Linked DNA regions of Homo sapiens: all the other regions are linked to region 1. A link is a loop called in an ENCODE intact Hi-C map of the cell type or tissue named here. Cell type or tissue: GM12878. All regions are shown on one strand. Region 1 overlaps PIK3R1 (phosphoinositide-3-kinase regulatory subunit 1). Region 2 holds the start of LOC105379011 (a long non-coding RNA gene). Region 3 overlaps LOC105379013 (a long non-coding RNA gene). Region 4 overlaps LOC105379013 (a long non-coding RNA gene). Region 5 holds the start of LOC107984116 (a long non-coding RNA gene).

Region 1 (5,000 bases):
GATTTCGCTACTGTATCGGGGAGGAAAGGAGCCCAGGCGCTCGCACGTCTCCCTTAGATAAAGATCGCAGCTTCATGATTAACTTGGGCAGGTTCAAATATTTGCTGAGCTAGGGATTTCGGGAGGGGGAGGGGAGCCCAAGTCAAAGTTGTCATCGGCTGACAAGTGGCCAATGCAAGACCAACTTGCTCATTTTCGCCTGGGAAATGAGAAGGCCATTGTGAGGGGACCTAAAATAGTCTCACTGGCTGCTGAGCGCGCTGGCTGGCTCGCGGGGCTCAAGTAGCCGACAGTGAAGCGAGGCACTATGCACAGCCAAACACAGGAAGTGGCTGAGCTAGTTCAGCAAAAAATAGAATCAAAGCCTCACTTGTAAAGGCCTGAACCTCTTGGAACAACCCAGAACACAGCGCCTCGCTCGTGTCCACCTCTTGCACCTCCTCCCACACACCAGCACAGACAGCCCTGCAGGTGTAACAGGAAAGCCCTTGTGAGCAACTCGGGCAGGGAGGAGATTACAAAAATGTTCAATAGTAAGTAGTAGGAGGGCATCCTCGGACGAATATTAAACCCCACACCATATGCATACTATACTCCATGATCATGTGACGATTCAGAATAAAACAACACTGCGGCTATTTTTATGAGGTCGATTGCAACTCGCATTTAAATGGCCATATGACCTGCTAATTAAAAGGTGTCTCTGCATTAGGTTTATGTGCCAGCTAATGGGGTAAAGGATAGAAGGGCAGAGAAGGGCATACCTTTCTAAGCGGATGTTTGCCCTTTATTTGAGAAAGTGGCAATGGACCAGACTTGGGATTACTGACTACTATTTAATTAAAATTTGATCTAAGAAAATTTTCAGTTGCATGAGCATAGATAGCTTTAAGGTTATCCAGGGAAATCACCAAACTTTACACCAGAAAGTAATTTAGAGTTCACTTCAATCAATTCCTGCATGCCATAGAGGGGAAAACGAAATCTGACCCAGGGAGGTGAAGTGGTTTACAGAAGATTATAGCCCTAAGACTAGAACCCAATCTTCTGATGGTTTCAAATGCCCTTCTCTACCCATTGTCCCTGCTCCTCACTTCCCTTTGCTAGAGAACGTAAAAAAAAATGGACAAAACTGAAGTTAATCTTTTAAGCCACATGCAAAAAATTTCACACCCCTAACAAAACTCTGGTTTTTTCTGTTTTCTATTTTTAGCTTGCTTAAATTAAAACAAAACATTTCATTCCCTTTGAAGACATAGGTTCTTTCAATAATACCCTCATACTCTGCATGGGAAAGTGATCCAGTGGTCACATAAAGTCCACACAGGCCAACAGCAGCAACTAGCTTCAGGGTTACTTGAAATATCTGGAAAGTGCTGTTAAACCCACAATGAAAGTGATTTTACAAACTTTCCTTTAGTGCAACTGATATAATATTGAAAAACTTTCCCAATGGAAATAACAGTCTATAAGTGAATCTGCCATCTGATCATAGGGACATATGGTTAGTTCAGAGAATACCCTTGCATCCTGAGCTGCATAATCTTGCCCTACTTTTAAAAATAGCCTTTCTAAAGCTAGAAACATTGGAAACATCAGTCTCCTAAGCATACCTGTCTGGATTCACATGATGTTTCATGTCAAAACCTTCTAAGATTAAAATGCTCTGTTAAGTCCACCAGTATATTTTCTGTTTCAGAAGAAAATAAGCCACTGGAAAGCAGTACTCTCTCAACGTATAGAAAGTCTTGAAATAGATTGGAAAAACTTTGCCTTAAACAAATTTCTCACAATATGTACAATCATCTACCAAAGAGGTCCTATTATATTAGGAAAGTGTGAGCTGAATCTTTTTCCCGTTGAATTTTAGTGTTTAAAAAGTGATCTGCAAGACACATGTTCTTTATTAGCTTAAAAAAGGGAGCCCTCTGCTGGTAGAACTGAATCAGTAATTCCTGCTTTGGGAGAAAACCATCAACTTTCTGTATATTTCGTATGTCCAAATTTGACACCAACTAATGTACATAATTGTATTACTGTCACTTGATCTATATGACTCACTAATTAGTAAATCAAAAGTACAGTTTTCACGAAGCTGCTAGTGTTGTAGGAAAACTTTTATTTTAATGTCAGCATTTCTCTGGGACCTCAAAGGCCTAGACACACTGGAAAACTAACTTTACCTTCTGGATTCTTTAAAACAATATGTATCATTCTCCCTTTCCTCAAAGTTTCGTAAAACTCATTTCAGAGGCAAATACAGCCCATTGTTTCACTTCTCAGCAGATATAGTTAGGAAAATGTCTCTTGATCCTTAAACTGTTCAAAAGTTACAAACTGAATACTATATTTCATATGTACAAGTCACCATCAAGTGGCAAATGTTGCACAAGCAGCTTTCAACCTAGAAAACTTCTTCTTTTTCTGGACATCATTTATGAACAAAGACCATGAAAAAAAGAATAGACAACAAAAATTAACCAAAATCTTCATCTAAGGGTAAAATGAATACCTCTCTTCATAATTTTAACTTAAGACAACTTAGAACAGAGGGCCTTTTAGGGTAATTCAAATTATTTGCTCCATATCCACTGGTCTTAACTGACATTATGCTAAGGAAAACATCCATTTAAGTATATAAATAAGCCCAGGTTTACGTATGTATAAACTCTGACACATTCTACCAGGTTTCTGATAAAGGCATCCCCACTGCTTAGCAGAATAAAGTAGTCCCCCCTGCAATTCTCCCTCAGATCTTTGTCCCTTGAGACAAAGAGACATCTGCACTGTGAAAACAAAAGTAAAACTGACTATATACCCCTCCTAAACACATACATACCAAAATACCTGTGTCTCTCAGGACACAAATAAAACTATTGTTTGACAAAACCTAGTGTGGCTTGCCCGTTTAGTTCTACGCATCTACAAACATGTAATTTTTCAAAGTTTCATTTTTCACCTTTGAAGCAACCCTCTAATGTCAGACCACATTTTAAACCAATAAAAATTAAATCAGAGACAAGTAAAACTCTTTGAATGTCATTTCCCTCTACCTTAGTGCTTGCCTTTAGTCTGGGTTGAGAACCAAGCCCAGAGCATTTAAAACAAGATTTATGAATCAGGCTCTTCAGGATGAATGTTTTGCAATGTGCCAGTGGTTAAAAATTAACTTTGACAGGTGTAGAAGGGCAAGGGGTAGAAAGAGTCATTTATTTTCCACTCTGGGCTTGAGGGTGCAATATTAGACTTCAATTATATTACATTAATATTTCTGAATATATCCATGAAATCTGAAATATGTAAATACACTTATAATGGGTTTCATTCAAAGGCACCCTGTGTTAAATAGACTTATTTTTACCTTGGTTTGCCTACAGAAATCTACTTTACCTGCCTAAGCATTAATTGGGTAAAGATAACACAATGATTCAAGAAAAAAATATTGAAAGCCAAACGACAAGTTAAGACTTTTTAGTAACAAAATAGAACAGCAAACTATCAACAAAGTCTAGAGAGCTTACTCTGTGCCCTACCTTTTCCAAATCTTAGCTTCCCTCTGTAAATGAGGAGAATCCTTATTTCCCAGGATTGCTGGATGTATTAGATGTGTTGATGTATTACTATTCTTTGAAAGTTGGAAGTTTATCAAAGAAAAATTTAGATAATTATTATGCTGTACCTAGTTCTCTGCTAGGAAGAGCTCAAAAGGAGAAAAAGCCTTTACCCCTACCCTTTAGAAATGTAATTAAGCAGATGAATAGGAAAAACTATAGACAGTTAAACATAAGGTGACAGGAAGCTTAAAGGCATAAACATACTGAATGGGTCGACTTAACTTGCATATAAAACGGGAAGGACCTACTTGAGTGCAGATAAAGTGGATGGCACTGCTTGGGGCAGCGACGTATGGTTGCATATTTTGTGCACTGTGCAAAGGCACCTAGGCAAGATGGAGGAGTGGTGATGAAATCTAGGCTGCTCCATTCACCAAGCCACATATTCATACAAAGGCACCTTTCTCCCTCCAAGCAATGTACCCACATCAGGGTGGCAACTTCCCAAGTGTCCCTTTTAGCCCCTACAGGCTCCTAGAGGCCGTAGCTCTGCTGGCTGGGAACATGGCGTCAGTAAGGAAAAAGGCCTGACAGGATTCACACAACTAATGAGGAATGGGTGGACTGAAGGAATCAGACCTGCTGAATGAGGACAGCTCCCATAAGGCCTCAAAAGCTAGAGTTGATGCGATAGATAGCAGAGAAATTATCAGTTCATTAAATCTCATACCAACCCCAGGAGAGAGGCATTAACCCAATTCCACAGTCTGGAAAACAATTTGGAAAAGCTGAGTTACTCGAGAGAGTTGAGATTCCAATCCAGATCTATTTGAGTCAGAAGCCCACTTTTTTTTCCACTGCACAGCTCATGGAGTGATTTGGAGCCTTATCCTGAAAAGTATAAACATTGCCCTGACTTTGTTTACTATATGTGACCCATGGGGGCTAATTTCACATATTTTTAGTTTATTACATGCTGGAAACTTCAGAGGAGTTTTTGATTGGACACTAAAAGCAGCCTCATTGCTCACGAAGTTTCCAAAAATCCAGGCAGCAGGGCATGGCAGATAGAATGGGCTGGAGTGTAGGAGGCGGCTCCTGGGCAGACCCGGTTTGGGCCCATACTGGCCGGGTAGCACAGAGCGAACCTCTATCTGTGGGCCTCGGTTTCCTCATGTCCAAATTGGTAAAGCTGGACAATGCTTTCAACTCTAAAATGATGTTTTTTGTGATACTATCACTTAAAATATGTACTGCTTTTGTAAAATACCAAGCCATTATTTTGTACTGTGTAATTTATTTTGAATAAGTCTTTAAACTCCATGCATCAAAATGCTATTTCTCCTTTGCCTATTCAAATTGTACCTATTCTTCAAGGCACATTTCAAGCCCTATTTCTTCTATGAGCCTTTTCTGTCTACTCCATTACCCTAGAAAGTCACCAGC
Region 2 (5,000 bases), 280 kb before region 1:
TTTCTTGTTGGACTAGTCCTTTTATCATTATATAATGTCCCTCTTCATCTTTTTTAACTGCTGTTGCTTTAAAGTTTGTTTTGTATAATTTAAGAGTAGCTACTCCTGTTTGCTTCTGGTGTCCATTTGCATGGAATATCTTTTTCCACCCCTTTATCTTAAGTTTATGTGAGTACTTATGTGTTAGATGAGTCTCTCGAAGGAAGGAGATAGTTGGTTGGTAAATTCTTATCCATTCTGCCATTCCGTATCTTTTAAGTGGAACACTTAGGCCATTTACATTCAATGTTAGTATTGAGATGTGAGGTACTATTCTATTAATCATACTATTTGTTGCCGGAATACCTTGTGTTTTTTCATTTTATTATTGCTTTATAGGTCCTATTAGATTTATGCTTTAAGGAGATTCTATTTTGGTGTATTTTGAGGATTCATTTCAAGATTTAGAGCTCCTTTTAGCAGTTCTTGTAGTGCTGGCTTGGTAGTGGTGAATTCTCTCAGCATTTGTTTGTCTGAAAAAGACTGTATCTTTCCTTCATTTATGAAGCTTAGTTTCACTGGATACAAGATTCTTGGCTGTTACTTGTTTTCTTTAAGGAGGTTAAAGATAGGATCCCAGTCCCTTCTAGCTTGTAGGATTTCTGCTGATAAATCTGCTATTAATCTGATAGGTTTTGCTTTGTAGGTTACCTGATGCTTTTGCCTCACAGCTCTTAAGATTCTTTCCTTTGTCTTGACTTTAGATAACCTGATGATCTTTTTGCAATTAATTTCCCAGTTGTTCTTTGAGCTTCTTGTATTTGGATGTCTAGATCTACAAGGCCAGGGAAGTTTTCCTTGGTTATTCCCTCAAATATGTTTTCCAAACTTGTAGAGTTCTCTTTTTCCTCGGGAATGCCAATTATTATTAGGTGTGGTTGTTTAACAAAATCTCAAACTTCTTGGAGGATTTGTTCATTAAAAAATTTTTTTTTCTTTGTTTTTGTTGGATTGGGTTAATTCTAAAGCCTTGTCTTTGAGCTCTGAAGTTTCTTCTTCTACTTGTTCAATTCTATTGCTGAGACTTTCCAGTGCATTTTGCATTTCTCTAAGTGTGTCCTTCATTTCCAGAATTTGTGATTGTCTTTTGTTTATGTTATCTATTTCACTGGAGATTTTTCCATTCATATCCTGTATCATTGTTTTTATTTCTTTAAGCTGAACTTCGTATTTCTCTGGTGCCTCCTTGATTAGCTTAATAATCGACCTTCTGAATTCTTCTCCTGGCAATTCAGAGATTTTATCTTTGCTGGTGAGCTAGTATAATCTTTTGGGGGTATTAAATAATCTTGTTTTGTCATATTACCAGAATTGTTTTTCTGGTTCCTTCTTTTTTGGGTAGACTATGTCAGAGGAAAGATCTGGGACTCAAGGGCTGCTGTTCAGATTCTTTTGTCCCACGAAGTGCTCCCTTGATTTGGTGCTTTCCCCCTTCTTCTAGGGATGGGGCATCCTGAGAGCCAAACTGCCATTATTGTTATTTCTGTTCTGGATTTAGCCACTCAGCGGAGCTACTGGGCTCCAGGCCGGTACTGGGGAATATCTGCAAAGAGTCCTGTGATGTTATCCGTCTTCAGGTCTTTCAGCCATGGATACAAGCACCTGCTCTGGTGGAGGTAGCAGGGAACTGAAGTAGACTCTGTGAGGGGTCCGTGGTTGTATTTTTAAGTGCACTGATTTTGTGTTGGCTGGCCTCCAGCCAAAAGGTAGCACTTTCAAAAGTGCATCAGCTGCAGTAGTATAGGGAGGATACAAGCTTGCCCAAGTATCAGGTGGTGGGCAGGGCTATAGAGCTCCCAAGAGATTATGTCCTTTGTCTCCAGCTACCAGGGTGGGTGGAGAAAGATCATCACGTTGAGGCGGGGTTAGGCTGTCTGAGTTCAGACTCTCCTTGGGTGGAGCTTGCTGCAGCTGCTGTGGGGGATGGAGTTGTGGTTTCCCAGGCCAGTGGAGTTATGGTCCCAGAGGGATTATGGCTGCCACTGCTGCATCACACAGGTTGCCAGGAAAGTGGGGGAAACCCGGCAACCACAGGCCTCACCCGTCTCCCATGCAGCCCAAAAGTCCAGTCTCACTCCCACCATGTCCCCGCAAACAGCACTGAATTTATTTCCAGGCAACCAGTGAGCAAGGCTGAGAACTTGTCCCAGGTTACGAGACTCCCAGGTGAGAAAGAAAGTGGACTCACAGTTCCTTGGCTGTCTCACAGAGCTGCAGTGGCATTCCACCTCTTTCACAGGCTTTGTAGATTCTCTCGGCTTTCCCTGTATGTTCCTGTAGGAGTTCTTGGAGCAAAAGTTCACAATGTGACTCTCCACACACTGCTGTGTCTGTCCAGGTGGGATCTGCAAGTTAGTCCTGCCTCCTATCTGCCACTTTTTCTGTATCACGTGTCTTTGCAATTTACTCCTTCCTCCACTCCTAGCTTCATTGTTTCATTTTTTACGTAAGTGTTATCAAGATATCATTCACATACCATCCAATTCACCCATTTAAGGTGTACAATTCATTACTCAAAGTTGAACACTTTTTCATGTGCTTACTGGCCATTCATACACCTTCTTTTAAGAAATTATTATTCAAATCCATTGCTCATTTTTAATTTGTTTGCCTTTTTATTATCGAGTTATTAGTTCTTTCTATTTTCCAGATTTAGACACCTTGCTATACATGTATGCAAATATTTTTTCTGTTTAGTGATTTGCCTTTTTGTTTCCTTAATAGTGATTTTTGAAGAATAATAATTTTAAATTTTGATGATGTCTAATTTATCATTTTTTCATTTATAATTTGTGATTTTGGTGTACTACGTAAGAAATCTTTGCCTATCTCAAGGTCACAAAGATTTTCTCCTGTTTCTTTGTGAACAAAAACTTTCTCTTTGTGAAATTCTGTCTAGAAATTTTACAGTTGTAGCTTTTACATTTAGTTCTAGGACTGTTTCATGCTGCGTGTGATAAAAGTTGATGTTCATTTTTCCCCTCATATATTTCCAGTAATTTCAACACCATATGTTGGAAATTTTTCCTTTTACCACTGAAATGTCTTTGTACCCTTGCTAAAGCCAATTGATCACATATGTGTGATCCATATCTGGACTTTGTATTCCATTCCATTTTTCTAGATGTTTACTTTTATGCTAACCCTACATTATCTTGAGCTCTGTAGTTTTGTAATAATTCTTGACGTAAGGCATATAAGGCCTCCAGCTTTGTTCTTACTTCAAGATTTATTTTGCTATTTTAGGTTCATTGCATTTCCATATACATTTTAGAATGAGCTTATCAGTGTCTACGAAAAGATTGCTAGAACCTATAGATTAATTTGGGAAAAAGTGGTATTTAATAGTCTTGTGTCCTCTACTCTGTGAACACGGTAGGTAGCTCCATTTATTTAGGTCTACTTTAATTTCTCTTAGTAATGTTCTGTAATTTTCAGTAGATGCTGTTTCATAGCTATTGTTAAGGGTTTTTTTTTTTTTTGATTTTGTTTTCCTCTTTTTTTATGAGCAAATAGAAACACAACTAATTATTTCTGTGTAAAGTATTATGCCCCAAAGTCAAGTGGCTTAAAACAACGAGCACTTATCTCTTGCCATTTCTGTGGGTTTGATATTCAGGTGTAGCTTACTTGGTTTTGCTGTGGGTCTCTAATGAAGGTTCAGTCAAGATGTTGACTGGGCCTGGAGTCATCTAAAAGCTTGACTGACGCTGCAGGGTCTGCTTCCAAGATGGCTCACTCATGTGTCTGGCAAGTTGATGGTGACTTGGATAGGAGGCCTCAATTTCTTTACATATGAGCTTCTTCACAGAGCTGCTTGAGTGTCTTCATGACATTGTAGCTGGCTTCTCTCAGAACAAGTGATTCAAAAGAAAGCAAGGCAGAAGCTGCAGTGCCTTTTGTGATCTAGACTCAGAAGTCACATGCCATTATCTCCACAATATCCAATTGGTCACACAGGTCAGCACTATTTTGTATGGAAGGAAACCATACAACGGCATGAATACCTGCAGATGAGGGTCACTGGAAGCCATCTTGAAGGTTGGCTATCACACTTGGTGTGGTGTTTTTTTGTGTTTGCCCTGCATTTCTCATGCTTTTTGAACATGTAGGCTTATTATTTTTATCAATTTTAGAATATTTTCAACTATTATTTCTTTAAATTTTTTTTTACTTCTTCCTCTCTTATCTCTCAATCTGAGACTCCAATTACATGTACGTTAGACTGCTTGTCTGACAGCTTACTAAAGTTTCATTCATTTTTTTCCAGCCTTTTTGCTCTCTGTGCTTGATTTAGGATAGTTTCTATTGCTATATCTTCAAGTTTGCTGGCCTTTTTTCTACAGTGTCTTATCTGCTGTTAAGACCATTAAGTGAATCTTTTTTCACTTCAGATATGTTATTTTTGAACTCTAGAACATTTGTGTGGCTCCTTTTCATATATTCAACTTCTTTATTTATGTCCTTGCTTTCTCTTAAATTGCTGGGTTTTGATAGTAGTTCTTTTAAAGTTCTTGTCTGCTAATTGTACTTCTTAGCCACTTTTGGGTTTATTTCCATTCGCTTATTTTTCTCATGATTAAGGGTCACATTTTGCTACTTCTTGGCATATCTAACAATTTTTTATTGGATGTTAGATGTTAGGAATGTTATATTATTGACTATTTGGATTTTGTTATCGTCTTTTAGAGTGTTGATATTTGCTTTGGCAGGCCGTTACTTGCATATCAGTTTTATCCTTTTGAGCCTTATTGTTAAGCTTTGTTAGGATAGGTCTAGAGTAGCCTTATTGTAGTGTTAGTTTATTCCTACTACTAAGGCTTGGCTTTTCTGTAGTCTTTATTGAATACCTAGATATTCAAATGGAGTCTTTCCACTCCAAGGAATAAAACGTTGAATGTCATTCAGCCCTGAATGAGCTCAGAGAATTGTTCCGATAGAAAACCCCGGCAGTTGTTCTT
Region 3 (5,000 bases), 380 kb before region 1:
GGAACATAGGATGTGGTTTCTTTTTCAGAATAAGTCTAGGACCGGATAAAACTTTGTGAACTCTGATGACGGTAACAGTGATAACAATGACCTTTTATTGAGTGCTTAATCCTTGGTAAACCAAGAATAGTTCTCACCATTTACCATTTGTGTCCAATGGACCCTTTTTGTGTTTTTATATTTTTTAGTCATTTTATGAGTAATTTACAGAAGACCAGATATATTATGAAAAATAACTTTATTAAAAATTTTAATAAAAATGTAAACATAGCAAACTCCAGTTTTTCTTACCATATTTTCCTGGTGTAGAAGGTATTGATGCCTACAATTTTTGGGCAACTTCCTTCGAATGCCATTAACTGGTGATCAATTGTCATGCATGATTCTGGAACATGTTGGTCTTAGAAATACAGCATTGATTCCAAATTTCAAGTCCATCTCTAAAAGTTTAGCTTATCGTTACCTCTAATTTTATCTTCTTGCAGTTATATCATCAAAATAAAATATTTTTAAAAACTGTGGCTCATGATTTGTTTAAAAGAGGACTCACATCTTCATTCTATAATTGCAAAACATTTTCATGTTTTATCAATTAGAATGATTCAATTGATTGTTTTGGTTTCCACATTATTTTCTTCCATTCCCCTTTCAGTACACACCCACCTAGTCCACTTATGACCCATATTAAGCAAATTTTGGTGCACAACCACATAAGAGACAAAAGAATATTATTACTTTTTTTTTTTTTCAAAACGGGATGGTCTATGTTCTGATCACAGAACACTGCATGATAAAGTTCTTCCTGTTGAGTTACTAACTCATTGAGGACACGATATTTCATTTTTGTCCTTAAAAATATAGTGTCCATTTATTGATTCTAGACTTTGGAAAAATTCACTTAGGATATTGTCATCTGAAAACTCACAGTCTAAAATTTTGCTTATATGAAATCTCTTTGCATTAATCTTATGATTTGTTTAATAATATGAAACATCTTCCTCTGTAAATTTGCTTATCTTTGCCATTGTGGTTGGAAAATAAAAATTATGGATGCTCAGTTGTGTATAAAAGATGAGAAGAAACTACAAAGATGGTGTCTTTACTGTTCTCCTAAACCTTCTTGAATGATTCTACAATACTTGGGGCAGGACAGCAGGAAAACTAAAAGGTGATGTAATAGCCACAGTTTAGTTCATTATTGCATCAGCCTTTTATGAAATTATATCATTTTTCCATTTCACATTATTTTAGTGTTTTTAAACACAGTTGGGAATAATTGGTGAGTAATGATCAAATGATGACTAGAATGATGAATAGCAAAATGTTTCAAGATATAAGAAAAAGAAAATCACTAAGATTCCATAATATAGCTTGGATTTACAAAAATTGCAAGATTGACTTTTATTCTATTTTTTAAATAGTAAATTTTCTCTTGTTATTTGGAAGACCTCTAAGAAAAAGTAAAAGCAATGTAATATCAATCCCTACAAATAAATTGCTCAAAAATAAAATCCAAAAGCTAAAATGGGATCCTGTGTTTCCTGATGTTATAGTTAACGTGTTAGACACCATATAAAGAAATTTATAAACGTGACTAAATCCAGCTAATGGATTGAAAAAAAGAATAAAGTTTCAGTTGGAGATGATGAAAATGTTCTGGAGATGGAGGGTAGTGATGGTTGCACAGCAATGTGAATGTACTTAATGCCACTGAACCATACCCTTAAAAATGGCCAAAATTATAAATTTTATTATGTCTATTTTACCACAACAAAAAAAAGGCATGTTTATTGAATGCTTACTTTGTGTCAAATACCTGATGTCATCAGTGCAGTTATCACAGTGACATGAGTTAAAACTATCTCTCCTCCAGTGGATGGGGAAGGCTGACAGAGACTAAGTAAATTGCCCAGAATCACAACTGGTCATGGCAGAGCAGGAGGAGGATTCCAGCAGAAAGCCCCCAGAGCCTCGTATATAACCACTACAGTGCTTGTGAGGCCAGGCTGGGGTGCAGAGGCGTCATTCCCCTGGGTGTGCCATGCCCTCTTTCTTCTTTCCAAACTCTTAGGTGATCTGGGATTCCTTAGCTACCTCCTCAGAATCTCTTCTGATTTCTTTCAAGGCTCTGTGGGGAAAAAAAAAAAAAAAAAAAGCTTTGTACGTAAGACCACTTGTACTCTCGGCCAAAGCAGCTGCTGACATCCTCAGAAGTGAAGACAAGCATGCCCGTGTCCCAAGGGCTGGAGGAAAACAGTCTCCCAGCACCCCTCCCAAACCAGCCATCATCTGCCTCCACTGGACTTGGTTCTATGTGGCCGCCTCCACCAGACTCTGCTTATAAATGGCCAGGACACCTTCCACCATGTCTATTAGCCACTTTTCTGCCAGGTGGTGGTAATTCTCACTAATTTGTACCAGCTTCATAGATGTCAAGCCAAATTTCATTTTATTATGTTTTTGAAGAAGAAATATTGATTAGCTGGGTGTTAGTGAAATTATTTTCTACAAGTTGGGTGATGGAAAGAGATTTCAAAGTATGCCTACTATCTAAAACACATTTACAAATGATATATGCAAACATTATTTTAATAAAAATTACATTGGTGTGAATAAACAGAGTGTGAGCAGGCAGCATAATAATGTCTATTTTTCTGAGTGCAAAAATACACAGTTCAAAGATAAATCTGTTTTAGGGCAAGAAGGTAATTGGGGTAAAGAGCAGGGAGTGTGTCTTAGAGCTGTGGTTCCTGACTGGGCCAGCTGAGGGCAGTGGTTCTGGTGAGAGCAATTGTCGGCTTAGAGGCCTAGAGTTTCCTAAGGATGTCTGCTGAATAGTCATTGTGAGTAATTAGGAGAAAGAGTATCTCTAGCATTAACAGGGCCCAGTTAGGGTGAAGGGTGATAGGAAGTGCCCAGACTGCCTACCTACTGGGTTTCTTAAAGAGGTCCTGGCGGTCCCCGAGGTACATGCTGGAAGTGCAAATCCTAGTGCCCTACCCATAGATTACTGAGTCAGAAATCTCTCAGGTGATTCTTTTTCACAGTCAAGGCTGAAAATTACTGCTGCGTTAGCTTCTCTTCAAGTGGAAGCATGGAGTTGAAGACAATAGAAGGAACTAGACCAAGATTAAATGCTGGGTTTTATGGGATTGCTATAGAGCCATGTAGGATCCGATGCAGGATCCGGGAAGTAGAAATGCAAGAAGAGAGTCAGAAAAAGAGATCTCCTAGGAGACTGTTAATTTACTAGCCTGGTTGGAAATACAACGCATGGAAACAGGTGAGGCAGACAGAGTCATCCAATTGCAGGGTCGGAACTTGGAAGGCCTGAGGCATGAAGGGAACAGGGTGGGGGTGCAGTCCTCACTATCGGGAGGGCTGAGGGCCACACCACAGTGCAGGACCGAGAGGCTGGGGCCAAAGGAGCTACTGGGTCCCAAGTTCTGTCCTGGAACAGTAATAAGCCGTCCTGCACCTGTCCTTGGCTCCAAGGCTAAACTGGAAAGCCCAGTTTCCCATCATGCCTTTCCAAGTGGTTGCAGTCACAGGAGGTCCTGTTATAAATCCAACTCCCAAGTTTCAGACATGGGAAACTGCAATGTAAGATGCGTCTTTAGAGCTCAACAAATGGACTTGCCTTGAGGGGCTGGTGAAGGTGACACCCATCCACCCGACTTCCTTGCCCTTCGTGGGAAGAGCAGTTCAAATGTTGGGCTCAGTGTGAGCAAAGCAAACAGCACAGGTTGAGAAAAGAAGTGAACTGTTGGGACTCAGGAACCCGTGTGTGTGTGTGTGTCTGTGTGCACGCCAAGTGGAGAGGGCAGCCTACAGTGGGCTTTGCAAGTTTGGAATTTATCCTGAGGACAATAGGAAGCCATGGAAGGGTATTAAGCTACAGAACAAAGTGATCAGAATTATGCTGAGTCTAGGAAGTGCTGTTGCTTGGCTGGTTAATTTGATCATATCAACAAGAGAATCAGTACGGGGTCAAATTGGTTGCATTCCTATTTGTTACTGAGACAAAAAAATACAGATTTTGAGGAATGTGATAGTGGCTAGTCCCCTAAGTCCAATGACTAGGTTGGCGTCTGTCATCCTCCCTTAAACAAAAATTCTTCACTTAACTCTAAGCAGGAAATGAAAACGTATGTTCTTGGGGTGACTTCATCTTTTGGAATTTTCTCATATATTTTTCCAAAATTCCAAAGCAATTGTTACAAAAAGGACACAAATATTAATGGCTTAAAAATTTGTCTGTAAATTTGCTTATTTTTCTGAAAAAAAAAAAAAAAAAAACAACAACAAAAACAAAACAAGGAAATTAAACTAGAAATGAATGAAATTGGTTATTTATAGGGATCAGTGAGAACCAAATGCAAGTCATAGGGAAGAAGATGGAATTTCTCTGGGGATCCCTTTTGATTTGGTTTTGTGTTTCAAAGTGTGTTAAAGGTTTACATTTCCAAAAAATAGAATTAAGAAATGGAAAAAAGATGAAAATTGAATTCAAGCAGAAAAAACCCAAAATTACATGAAATAGATAAAAATCACAGATTAGAAAAAGTACTCAAGTCACTTTCGAACAAAGTATGCTGATTGTACAACCCAACATAACATTTTCTAAGAATAAAAATGAAACGGTATGGAAATCTTGAACTCCACTTAATAAATTGTTGATAGTGTGTACTGCAGGACCAGGCAAATGGGTAAACATAACAAGGTTGTTGGGAACCTGGATTCTCACTGTGGAAAAAGAAAGGTACAAATGTGGACTGGGATATCATGGCCCCTGCCTGAATTAATTATCATTATGATGGTTACAAAATGACAATTTTCTATTTCTAAATTTCCTACTCATTTATTAGTTGGTATTCTTCTCTAAAGAGGAGTGTTCCATTCTTCTTCCCACCTTGATTTTTCAAAATATCAGAAAATATATTTGTTCCCTCTAATATGTTATAACCACTTCTGTCATTTGTCATTTTGATGTTTAAATT
Region 4 (5,000 bases), 360 kb before region 1:
GGTGTTGTGCATCAGAGGAGAGGCATCTAGCACAGGGTGGGAAGGAGTGTATGGAAGGCTCATGGGTGAAGTTGAGAAACAGATACAAATGAGGGTCCTGGTGGGGTAAGTACAATTAACAATTCATTTGTAAGATAAAGGTTCTGATGACTGTAATTTAGTCCCAGAGGTTAGAGCCTTTCGGGATATAGCTTGGGATGCTTCCTTTCTAGCTGTTTCTTTGAGGAAAGTGCCATTTTATTCCCTAACACCCAGTGTGGTCTCTTTAGGACTTTGTCCCATTTATGACCAAAGTCCGAAAGATTAGATTACAACTTTGCTAAGCTCAAATGCCCATCCCCACCTCCTATTATTTCTCTTATAGGACTGACCTCGTAACTGCTGCTTGGCTGGGTCACAGATGTCTGATGTGATGAAAGATCTTAGTGGAGATGTCACTCAGGAAAGTGACCCTATTCATTACCTGTGCCTGCTATAGTGCTTTAACTGTGCCATAGTTATGGTTTTTGTGGAATAGGAATTAACTAGTGTGTCATATCAGAAGGACTCCTTCTCCCAAAGTCAAGAGCCCAAATGATGCTGCTTTCTAGATCAAGCTAGGCTTCTTTACTCTGAAAGATAGACCTCTACCACTGTCTGTGACAGACAAGGACTTAGCAACTAGCAGATGTCACACTTGTGTGCTTTTCTCAGGGAGGCAGCTCAGGTCTTCTCCAGTTTTGTAGCTTTATTTCTGATTTTAACAGGCTTTGGCCTCTTGCCTCTGAGCCCCTTAAAAGTTAGATGCAACAAGCAAAGAAAGGGTAAAGGATGAGGGTGTTGGCTTCTAGAGGTGGCCAGGAGAGACAGCAGATAGTGTGACAAGAGGAAAAGAGGAAGAGGAGACCTGTGAGAGGTAGAGACACAAGAATTTAAAAAGAAAGAAAACTCTGGCCAAGTGGGCTGGGGATGGAGATTCTGTGAGAACCTTGGGTTTTTTCCCTCTACAGTGAGTCTTGGACTCTGTTCCCCTGGCATTTGTACAGTTAAGAAAATGTGTTAAGTATTTTCCTAATTTTGAATTGGCATGGAAATTATGGTAATTTTGAATTTACATGGAAATTGTGATAAGAAAGTATTTTTCTCAAGTCACTTTATAAGTCATTACAAAAGTGTTGCTCCCCTTGATGAGAATAGAGGTAGAACCTTACTCTTTTAAGCGCTCTCTTCTTAAAGGAAAGTAGCATGGCTCCATGGATAAGCAGCAGATTGCATATCTGGAACCTGTTTCTGTATGTTTCTGGCCTTATTTTCTCTGACCCTGAATGTAATTCTCCCCTCCCTTTCTTTTTTCTTTAAAATGGGGCTTGTTACCTCGACAGAACTTGCGGAGTGATATACTTTTGCAATAGAGGTGTGTATACAGAGAACTTTTTAGAAACATATGGTACGTATTTACATGAGGTTTGGGAAAGGAAGCTTATGCCATCATGTGAACCTCAGATAATATCTAGCATGTAATTTGAGAATCAATGAATTCGCAGTCTTCGTCATGCAGCTGAGGAGACTGAGGCACAGTAAGATGAAGTAACATGGCTGAGGTTATATGAAGGGCAAAGCTGGAATTGATGTGAACCCCCTTGGATCCTGAGATGCTGTTTTTTCCATTAGACTGTGACACTCACATTAAATTTGTGTGCCATTTGAACCAGTTGACCCACTCTTTAATTTTTATACGTCTTCTAAGTTTTACTTATTACATATTGGAACACTTCTCTTGACACTGCATTTGAAATTATTTTATGGCTAAAGCTTTGAAGGTTTATAATGCAGTGGCCTCCTAATAGCAGGTCAATCAGAAAGACTTTCATTTGGCACTGGTTCTCAATGATGTAACTAAGCTATTTAAAGCTTGGCAAGGAAGCCCAGTAAAACCCTGAAGTTCTTTCCATCCTGGAGCTGATTGGCTGAAGTGATCTTGGATCCTCAGAGAAGCTTCAGGAACAATGATTGCCACAGCCACACTGCTTTTGTGGCAAGGATGCTGCACCTCTTGGGATTTCTCTGATACTCTATCTGTGCCAGGCTTCACATGGCCTTGCCTATTACTGAGGGGTTAAGGGGATCACAGTGAACCGGAGTAAGATGGTTTATTGGCTATTCAGGGACCCTTTTCACACGCGACCACTACACTGCTCCCCTCCTCCATGCACCACTGTCTGGTGTGATTGTTCTTATAAAGACCTTTGAGAGTTTCGAAGAAAGATGCATGTCTATTCATGCTATATCCAGTCACAAATATTAGGCACCTACTAAATGCTTGATCCCATGCTTGACAAAATGGGCAGTAAACACACATCTAATAAGTAGCCCCATTCACTAGAGGCATAAATTCTGTTGTGAACATGAGGCACAAGCACATAAAATGAAATATAAAATATACAAAAAGGATGCAGTGCAAGTATATTGTGAGGTAGCCCAAAAAATGAAATATGGACCATGGGGAAGGACACAGGCTTTACCAGTGATGGACCTGGGTTCAAATCCCATCCTGCCACTTACTAACCACGTAACCACGGTTTCCTCAAATGTAACATAGGTTGGGATAGCTGTGAAGATTAAATAAGGGACTACGTAAACTACTTAGCATAGCACCTGACATGTAGTGAGTACTTGATACGTAAATAACTAAAATATTGTTGTTATTATAATTATAGAGATTATAAGTGCTGCAAGAATTCAGAGAAAGGAGAGCGCAGTGTGGGCTGAAATGAGAGAAAATGGCCTATAAACTGGGAAGAGGTAGGTCCTTGAAAAATGAGTTCGAATCAGACTAGGATGGGTTTAGAAGAAGGGCTCTCAGGTAGTCCCAGACAAACAGGAGAGCAAAGGCCTGGAGGCAGCAATGAAAATGGGCTTCCAGGAGAATGTCATTGTCAGGGCTTGTATGGGGAGCATGGGAGAAGAGGTGCAACCCGATTTTGGCCAGTGGCAGAGCCTTCACCCACTTCCTCTTCCGAATGGCCCTCACTAGTACCAGTCCCTTGTCTCCATTCATAGCCCAGCAGGAGGAGAGCTGTGCTGTGGGTTTTTGAAAACTTTGCATAATCACTTCTGCCATAGTTTAGCAGGTGAGAGCCTGAAGAGAACTTCCTGGTCCACAGTGGGTAAGCTCATGACTCATACCGAGAATCTTTTTAAAATTTATTTTATTGTCATTGTTGTTGTTGGGGAAAGTGGGGACATCAGTTGTGTTCACTGAGAAGTAAGAACTGGCAGGTAAAAAAGGACCATGGAAATAAAACAGTACCTGTCATTTTCTCATGGGATTGCCCCCTCTCCTTCCAAAGGCCTTTGTAAAGTCCCAGTCATTTACTACCTTGGCAATCTTATGACATTCTTAACACCAGAAAATTACCCCCCTTGCCCCACCCCCAAAGGAGCTCAATGAATGTTGCTTAGACTATTTGTTAGAGTATTTTCAGTGTGACTTCTATAACAATTGTCTGTTTTCTGGTAGTTCTTACTAATTACATATGATGGTAAGATTCCCCTGCCCACAGCAAAACCAAAAGGCATTAGCTGTCTCCATTACCTTTCACACACTTAGCTGAATGGGAAGAAGGCTGCTACAGCCAAATTGCTATTTTGAAAGAATGATTATGTGTGTTGTGGGAATTTTTTGAAGTGTGTTTCTTGATAGCCTCGCTAAGAAGAGAAGCAATAGTACATTTCCCACCCAAAGAGGTATGGAAAGCTCATTGCAAATGAGTTTCTGAAGTTAGGAGTTAGCAGTAGCTGGTACATGGGCCTTCTAGCTAGCGCTTTACTTAAAATAGGGTAATGGAAATAGCTTAGTTCCTAACATCCACTCTCAGCAGACCCTCCTTCTTTTATTTTAAAAAGAAATTAATGTAGCCTTTGGAATTGTCATTATGGTTCATTAAGTTACAAGGAAGCAGCCTGTGAGATCCATGGATCACAAACTCATTATAAACTAACTACAAACTGGAGAGACCAAGTTATTTGGTGCAAAAATATTGTTTCAGCCCTCTCTCCAACTACTCCCAAACACCTGCCCTCTCACCTGATGATCCATGGGTGCAAACAGAGGTAACAGAATGTTGTTTACCTACTGATCTCTTAGGGTGAGGCAGAGCTGACCAAGAAGAGTGTGTATGGGGGATTGTTTCGATTTTAAATTTGTTTGTAAATTGGTATTATTTAATTTATCTTTCCTATTTTTAAACTGGTTGTTTCCTTTGCAGCATTGCCGTCAGGCACCACAAAGAATATTTTCTAAAAAGTAAGATGTTAAATAGCAACAGTGATTCAGCTTATTGTTGTTTTAAGTAAATAAACGGGGTCCTCAATTTTTCCTATGAAGAGAGGGTAATGAAAATAAATGGCTCCCAAATTTGAGGTCTATTTGAGAGGTGTGGAGATTCTATATTATTATTAAAAAGACCAGTGCCTTAATCTAATATGTTTCTTAGTGACTCAACCCAAACCAATCCCAAACAAGTCAGCAGAACTGTGATTGGAAAAGAGGCTGCTCCTCTGTTATGAATGAGTTAATATTGATTGTGCTATGGAGGGGGTGGGGGAGTGTGGATGTGGGGACTCTGCTTAGAGCAAAAACAATAGGAAAACCTCTAGGGAGAGACTCCAAGAGGAAACACTACAGTCCTGAATCACTACATTCCCCAAGAAGTAAAAAGAAGGGTCTTTTCTCTCATGTGTGAGGTAGAGGTCGCTTCAAGTCTCTCAGAGGTAGCAGCTGCTATGGCAGATAGGGATCCCATCTATGAAAGGATTTGTGGTGAAAGAAATCCTAAGGCTAGGCCCATGAGAGGGTAAAAAAACAAAACAAAACAAAACAAAAATTTTAGAATTCAGCTATCTCTTGCATAAAATAAGTTAGGCTTTTGATTTTAATTTTCCCCTTTTTAGCTCCCTCTCTTTGAATCACTAGTACCTGAGAAAACAAATACTTGCTAGTGCCATAGTCCTCTTTGGGT
Region 5 (5,000 bases), 720 kb before region 1:
ATAGAAAATAGATAATGTTTGAATATACTCAGAGGAGACTTAGACAATTGCTCAGAGTTGGGGATAAATTAGTGGAGATCAGTGTGGGCTGAATTGTGCTCTCGCTGCCACCTCCAACTAAAGATATGTTGAAGTCCTAACTCTGGGTACCTGGGAACATGACTTATTGGAAACAGGGTCTTTGTAGACATAATTAAGAAGTCAGTTAAAAATGAGGTCATACAAGAGTAGAGTAGGCCCTTAATCCAAGATGACTGGTGTTCTTATAACAAGAGAAGAGACACAGAGACAGACACACATAGAGAAGAGATGCCATGTGAAGACAGACACACACGTGGAAAAAGGCCACATAGGCCAGGTGCAGTAGCCCACAACTGTAAACCCAGCACTGTGGGAGGCTGAGGTGGGAGGATTGCTTGAGGCCAGGAGTTTGAGACCAGCCTGGGCAACATAGTGAGACCCTGTCTCTCCAAAAAAAAAAAAAAATTAGCTAGAAGTGGTGGCATGTACCTGTACTCCTAGCTACTTGGGAGGCTGAGGTGGGAGGAGGAAGGCTTGAGCCCAGGAAATTGAGGCTGCAGTTAGCCATGATCATGCCAATGCACTCCAGTCTGGGCAACAGAGTGAGACCCTGTTAAAAAAAAAAAAGTAAAAAAGGAAAAGGCCATATAACAAGTAACAAGGCAGAGATTGGAGTGACACATCTGCAAGCCAAGGGCTGCTGAGGATTGCTGGCAAATGCCAAAAGCTGAAGGGGGCAGGAAGAGCCTGCAGAGAGGGCATGGCCTTGGTGATAACTTAATTTTAGACTTTTAGTCTCCAGAACTATAAGACAATAAACTTCTGTTGTTTAAAGCCACCTGGTTTGTGGTACTTGGTTATGGCAGTCCTAGGAAACTAATATAATCAATACATATAAAACATAGCATGTGAAGAAAAGACTGTTTTTTTAATTCCAGGGAAAATATAAACTTGTTCAGGAAAGGAAATGTGAACAGGATATACCACATGGCTTTGTGGTCAAGAATTTAATAGTTATAGCTCTATAAATATTGATTATTGCTCTTACCAAAATTATACTGGGAAGTATATATGTATGGTGGGGTTGTGTATGTGTGTGCGGGTACTTATGAAGTCATCTTCCATAGTGCAAAGTCAATATATGAAGCTTAAACTAAAAAATCAAGAGGCAGCAACATGAACATGACATTTAGAGATATAGAGGTAAAAAGTAAATGGTTCAGTTAAAAGAGCTGGAAGTATCTGCCTTCTGGGAGCAGGAAACACGAGGTAGGGACTGCTTGGACTGCTGTAGAACAGTTTGACTCTTTATACTATGTGCATGAATTACTTTGATATAAAGAAAAACTGCTTTAAAAAGGAGAAGAAAATTTGAACCTGTGAAACAAACTACTTGTAGAACTATGGAATGTGATGACTTTGGATAAAAGTATGACATTAGGTACATTTATTTTGGGGCTAGTTGCTAATACCTCTTATTTTCTAGGCAGTGAGGGGGTGGGAGTGGAAGGGAGGGGGTCAAAATTCCTCCATGAAGCCTTTACATCTCCCCTTCTCCTATATCCAAGTCCCACTCTTATAAAAGAATAAAACCTCCATTACTCTAAGTTTATAATTACTGTTTAAAAACACAAAGTTCATTTTTACAGGGATCTTTCCTTAAGGCTGAAGGAGGTTCTAAAGATGAAATTTCCTTCTATGTATGATTCCTTGGGGTGGGAGTCACAGGCATTTTCTTATCCCACTGGAATTCTGAGTCGCATAAGTTTGTTTCTGACTAGTAACTAGGAGCTCAGTGTCTTTGGCCTCTCACACTGACCTTAAGGCAAATGCCTTTGAACCGTCCACTCCAGTCTGTCAATCCTCCTTGAAGAATGGTCCAGCCTGCACTGCTGCTTTTTACCATCAGGGGGCAGTGGGGCCATGAGTGCCCAGGGAGACAGGGAAGGATGCTTAGCACCTGGCGAGTGGGAGGAAGTGTCTCTCAGTGTTTGCACTTAAAGCATCTCAGTAGCTAGATACTTCATTGGTACGAATGGTGTATTTTCTTCTAAATTTTGTGCAATCCAAAAAGGCAGGAAGTTTGATCTTAATGCATTTTCCATGGTCATCTATTTCACTCTGAGCCAAGAATTTATTAGGAAAACGAAAAGAATTGCAAGAATAACTTTAGATTGACATTTCTCCATTTTCCTACTTGTCGAATAGGTTTGGTACGTGTTCTGAAGGAACACGGTGCCAGTTGAAATGGTGCTCTGCTTTCTTCCCTGTTATTCTGAAATAGATGTGCTTTTCACACACATGGATAGACCATTTACTCCTGATTTGTATCTCAGGGACAAATCTGACTTATTAACACCATTATTTGTAAACTGCTAGCCTGGTTTCCTGTGCTGTTGTAACGCTATCTTGATGGGTTGCTGTGAAAATGTGAAGATGTCTGTCAGGCAGGAAAAATTATGTAAAAATGATGTGGGTATAGAAAATGGGATCGACAAAATGTAATAAACTCCTCCTGGGCTGAACAGCAGAGCTGCATATGTAATGAAGTACTTTAGGATTACGTCACCTTTTATATAACATCTGGCAGTGACTTTTATTTCAGAGCTAATTTGGAGAAGCCAGGCACTTTTCTCTTCCCCTCCCCAAGACTGCCTTTATCTGAAAGACGAAAGAAGGAACTGTTACATTTTGCATGCAAAGAAAGCCAGAGTGGCTAGATTACTCCCTTAGGGTAATGGAGAAAGGAAAAAGAAATTGAAAAAGGTCAGGTGAACAAAGCAGAAGGAATGAAGAGGTTTGTGTGATTCTTAGTGAAATTGGACCAGTCTAAGCAACCAGACAGGTAATCTGGGTGACTCTACCCCTCCTTCTTCCCTCCTGTGCCCCTCCCTTGGCTGTGGCTCTATAGGTATGACCCAAGAATACTATGGAAATAGCATTTCCTTAAATATTTTGTCTGAAGTGAAGGGTTGAAAAAATTATTGAGATAATTTGGGAAAATCCTAAAATTTGTCCCTTTAGCCTTTGAGAAAAAGCTCAAAGCTCAAACACCTCTCTCCCCCAGTAATATCCAGACATTGATCTATAACAATAGATTATTCAGATGGTCAACTTGCTGCTTTAATTTGTCTATATAGGAAATGGTGAAAAGTCTTTTATGAAATTGAATGGGAATTCACTCCTTTGAAGCCAGGGACACAGGAGGGATGAAGACCCTCTTTGTACTTCCCCCTTTCCTTCCCTCATAGCTTCTGGGTCTGTGCTTGCCTTGGTGCAACCTGGACCTTGCTGGACCATGTTTGCTGACCTCCATGTTCTCTTTCATCACGTGTTTTTTGAATCTTCCATTATTGTGTCAACCCTGGACATGCTCTTGTCTGAATTTCAAGGCCATGTCTACAGTTCAGAAGAGGTAGTGTCTTCCTTACGTATCTAATGGGTTCCCAAAAATGTGTTTGAAAGTTAGTTGGATGTTTGAAAGTCGAACAATAGATTTGCATGTTGTAAGGAAGAATTTGTTCTCAATTCTAGCTAAAGTATATGATGAAATCCCTAATTATGGTTTCTGCCAGTGCCACCTCCCTCAGGCCTTGGCAACCCTGTGGGTGGGTGAGAACAGGCACATGGCTGGAGTGGGTGGCAACTGCCAGTCGTTGTGGGCTGAGGAAGTTAATCCAGGAATCTCTCCTTCCAAGACTTAGCCCTCCTTCCCTCATCCCAGCCTGAAAGGGCAAGGGCTGGAGTAGAGGGTCTGGTTCTTTTTTTTTTTTTTTTTTTTTTTTTGAGACAGAGTTTTTCTCTGTCACCCATGCTGGAGTGCAGTGGCTTGATCTTGGCTCATGGCAAACTCCGCCTCCTGGGTTCAAGCTATCCTCTTGCCTCAGCCTCCCAAGTACCGAGATTACAGGCTCAAGCCACCATGCCTGGCTAATTTTTTGTATTTTTAGTACAGATGGGGTTTCACCATGTTGGCCAGGCTGACTTACTTCGAACTCCTCACCTCAAGTGATCTGCCTGCCTCAGCCTCCCAAAGTCCTGGGATTACAGGTGTGAGTTACCACACCTGGCTGAGGGTCTGGTTCTTAACCTACCTCCAGGAATAACCACATGTGACACCCATGAGGTGGTGGACATGGCATTGGTGGACATGGGCAGAGTACTGGAGTGGTTGGGGCTGGTCAAATGACACCCTGAGAAATGGTGGTCCTGTGTGAGCTGAGAAACTCCAGGATCCCTGGCCATGATCTCTGGAGTTCTGTCTGGCAGTACTGGCCAATGGAGACTTATCTCTGGCTGGAAAGGAGGTGCTGGAAAATTCTTCTGTTGTCTTAACTTGAACCTGGCCCCTTCTCCTAGTAGCTGTGTCTGCCTGGCATGAGATTGTTCTATCAATAATCTAAGGTAATTCAGGAAAGATTGAATTTTGAGTATTAAAGGTTTGCAGATGCTAGTGTTTAATTTTTGATAGTGTGGTGTCTTGGTTATGTATTGCGGCATAGCATACTACCCCAAAACTTAGTGTCTTAAAACCATATTTTAATTATCTCACAAGTTCCTTGGTCAGGAATTTGCTCAGTGCTTGGTTGGGTGATTCTTCTGCTTCACATGGCATTGACTGGAGTCACTTAACAGTCTGGTGTGGGCTGAAGCATCCAAGATGGCTTCCCTCATATGCCTAGTGTCTTGACAGGAATGGCTGACAGGCTTTGTGCCCTTCTCCCTCTCGATGTAGTCTTAGAGTATCTCTACGTGTTCTCTTTAGAATGCCAGTTGGACTCTTACATAGTGGCTCACTTAGGACTCTGCCGGTTATTTTAGAGACTAGGGTTGGAATTGGCATAGCACCAATTCTGTGATACTCCATTGGTCAAAGCAGTCACAGGACAGCCCAGAATCAAGAATAATGGAAACAGATCCCTTCTCCACAGGAGAGGAGTGTCAAAGAATTTGTAGCCATCTTTGATCCACCACATGGG

Evidence for each region. A loop is a pair of places that touch in the nucleus more often than their neighbours do. Peaks named below come from ENCODE experiments on the same cell type or tissue, not always from the same donor. Only the 100,000 strongest peaks of a DNase experiment are listed, where the experiment ranks them.
Region 2: it touches region 1 in a loop (2.4-fold over the local background); 5 of 110 quality-filtered maps call a loop at or near these places.
Region 3: a loop joins it to region 1, with 3.0 times the contacts of the local background. A loop is called at or near these places in 17 of 110 quality-filtered maps.
Region 4: it touches region 1 in a loop (3-fold over the local background); 6 of 110 quality-filtered maps call a loop at or near these places.
Region 5: it touches region 1 in a loop (12-fold over the local background); 34 of 110 quality-filtered maps call a loop at or near these places.

The regions. Positions count from the first base shown.
Region 1 is chr5:68,283,433-68,288,432 of GRCh38, reverse strand. All of the region lies in intron 7 of PIK3R1 (phosphoinositide-3-kinase regulatory subunit 1), which reads right to left. Among named protein-coding and RNA genes, the nearest start is that of PIK3R1, 70 kb to the right of the region's middle. In GM12878, CTCF peaks have their summits at 1,925 (motif pointing left) and 2,377; DNase peaks (open chromatin) are centred at 302 and 1,879; H3K4me3 peaks cover 1,154 bases; H3K27ac peaks cover 3,576 bases.
Region 2 is chr5:68,562,617-68,567,616 of GRCh38, reverse strand. All of the region lies in intron 3 of LOC105379013 (a long non-coding RNA gene), which reads left to right. It overlaps LOC105379011 (a long non-coding RNA gene), which reads left to right and starts at 1,041. Exons shown (of 4, transcript XR_001742694.1): 1 at 1,041-2,205. RefSeq lists an enhancer at 1,944-1,993. In GM12878, no CTCF peak of the experiment used is centred here; a DNase peak (open chromatin) is centred at 1,946; H3K27ac peaks cover 209 bases.
Region 3 is chr5:68,659,200-68,664,199 of GRCh38, reverse strand. The region is part of intron 2 of LOC105379013 (a long non-coding RNA gene); the gene reads left to right. It overlaps LOC105379010 (a long non-coding RNA gene), which reads right to left. Exons shown (of 3, transcript XR_007058808.1): 3 at 4,984-5,000. Among named protein-coding and RNA genes, the nearest start is that of LINC02198, 370 kb to the left of the region's middle. In GM12878, a CTCF peak has its summit at 2,762 (motif pointing right); no DNase peak of the experiment used is centred here; H3K27me3 peaks cover 332 bases.
Region 4 is chr5:68,643,253-68,648,252 of GRCh38, reverse strand. All of the region lies in intron 2 of LOC105379013 (a long non-coding RNA gene), which reads left to right. Among named protein-coding and RNA genes, the nearest start is that of LINC02198, 380 kb to the left of the region's middle. RefSeq lists an enhancer at 2,789-2,848. In GM12878, no CTCF peak of the experiment used is centred here; a DNase peak (open chromatin) is centred at 3,112.
Region 5 is chr5:69,004,893-69,009,892 of GRCh38, reverse strand. The region is part of intron 1 of LINC02198 (long intergenic non-protein coding RNA 2198); the gene reads left to right. LOC107984116 (a long non-coding RNA gene) reads left to right here and starts at 2,708. Exons shown (of 3, transcript XR_001742709.2): 1 at 2,708-2,866. In GM12878, a CTCF peak has its summit at 1,928 (motif pointing right); a DNase peak (open chromatin) is centred at 1,962.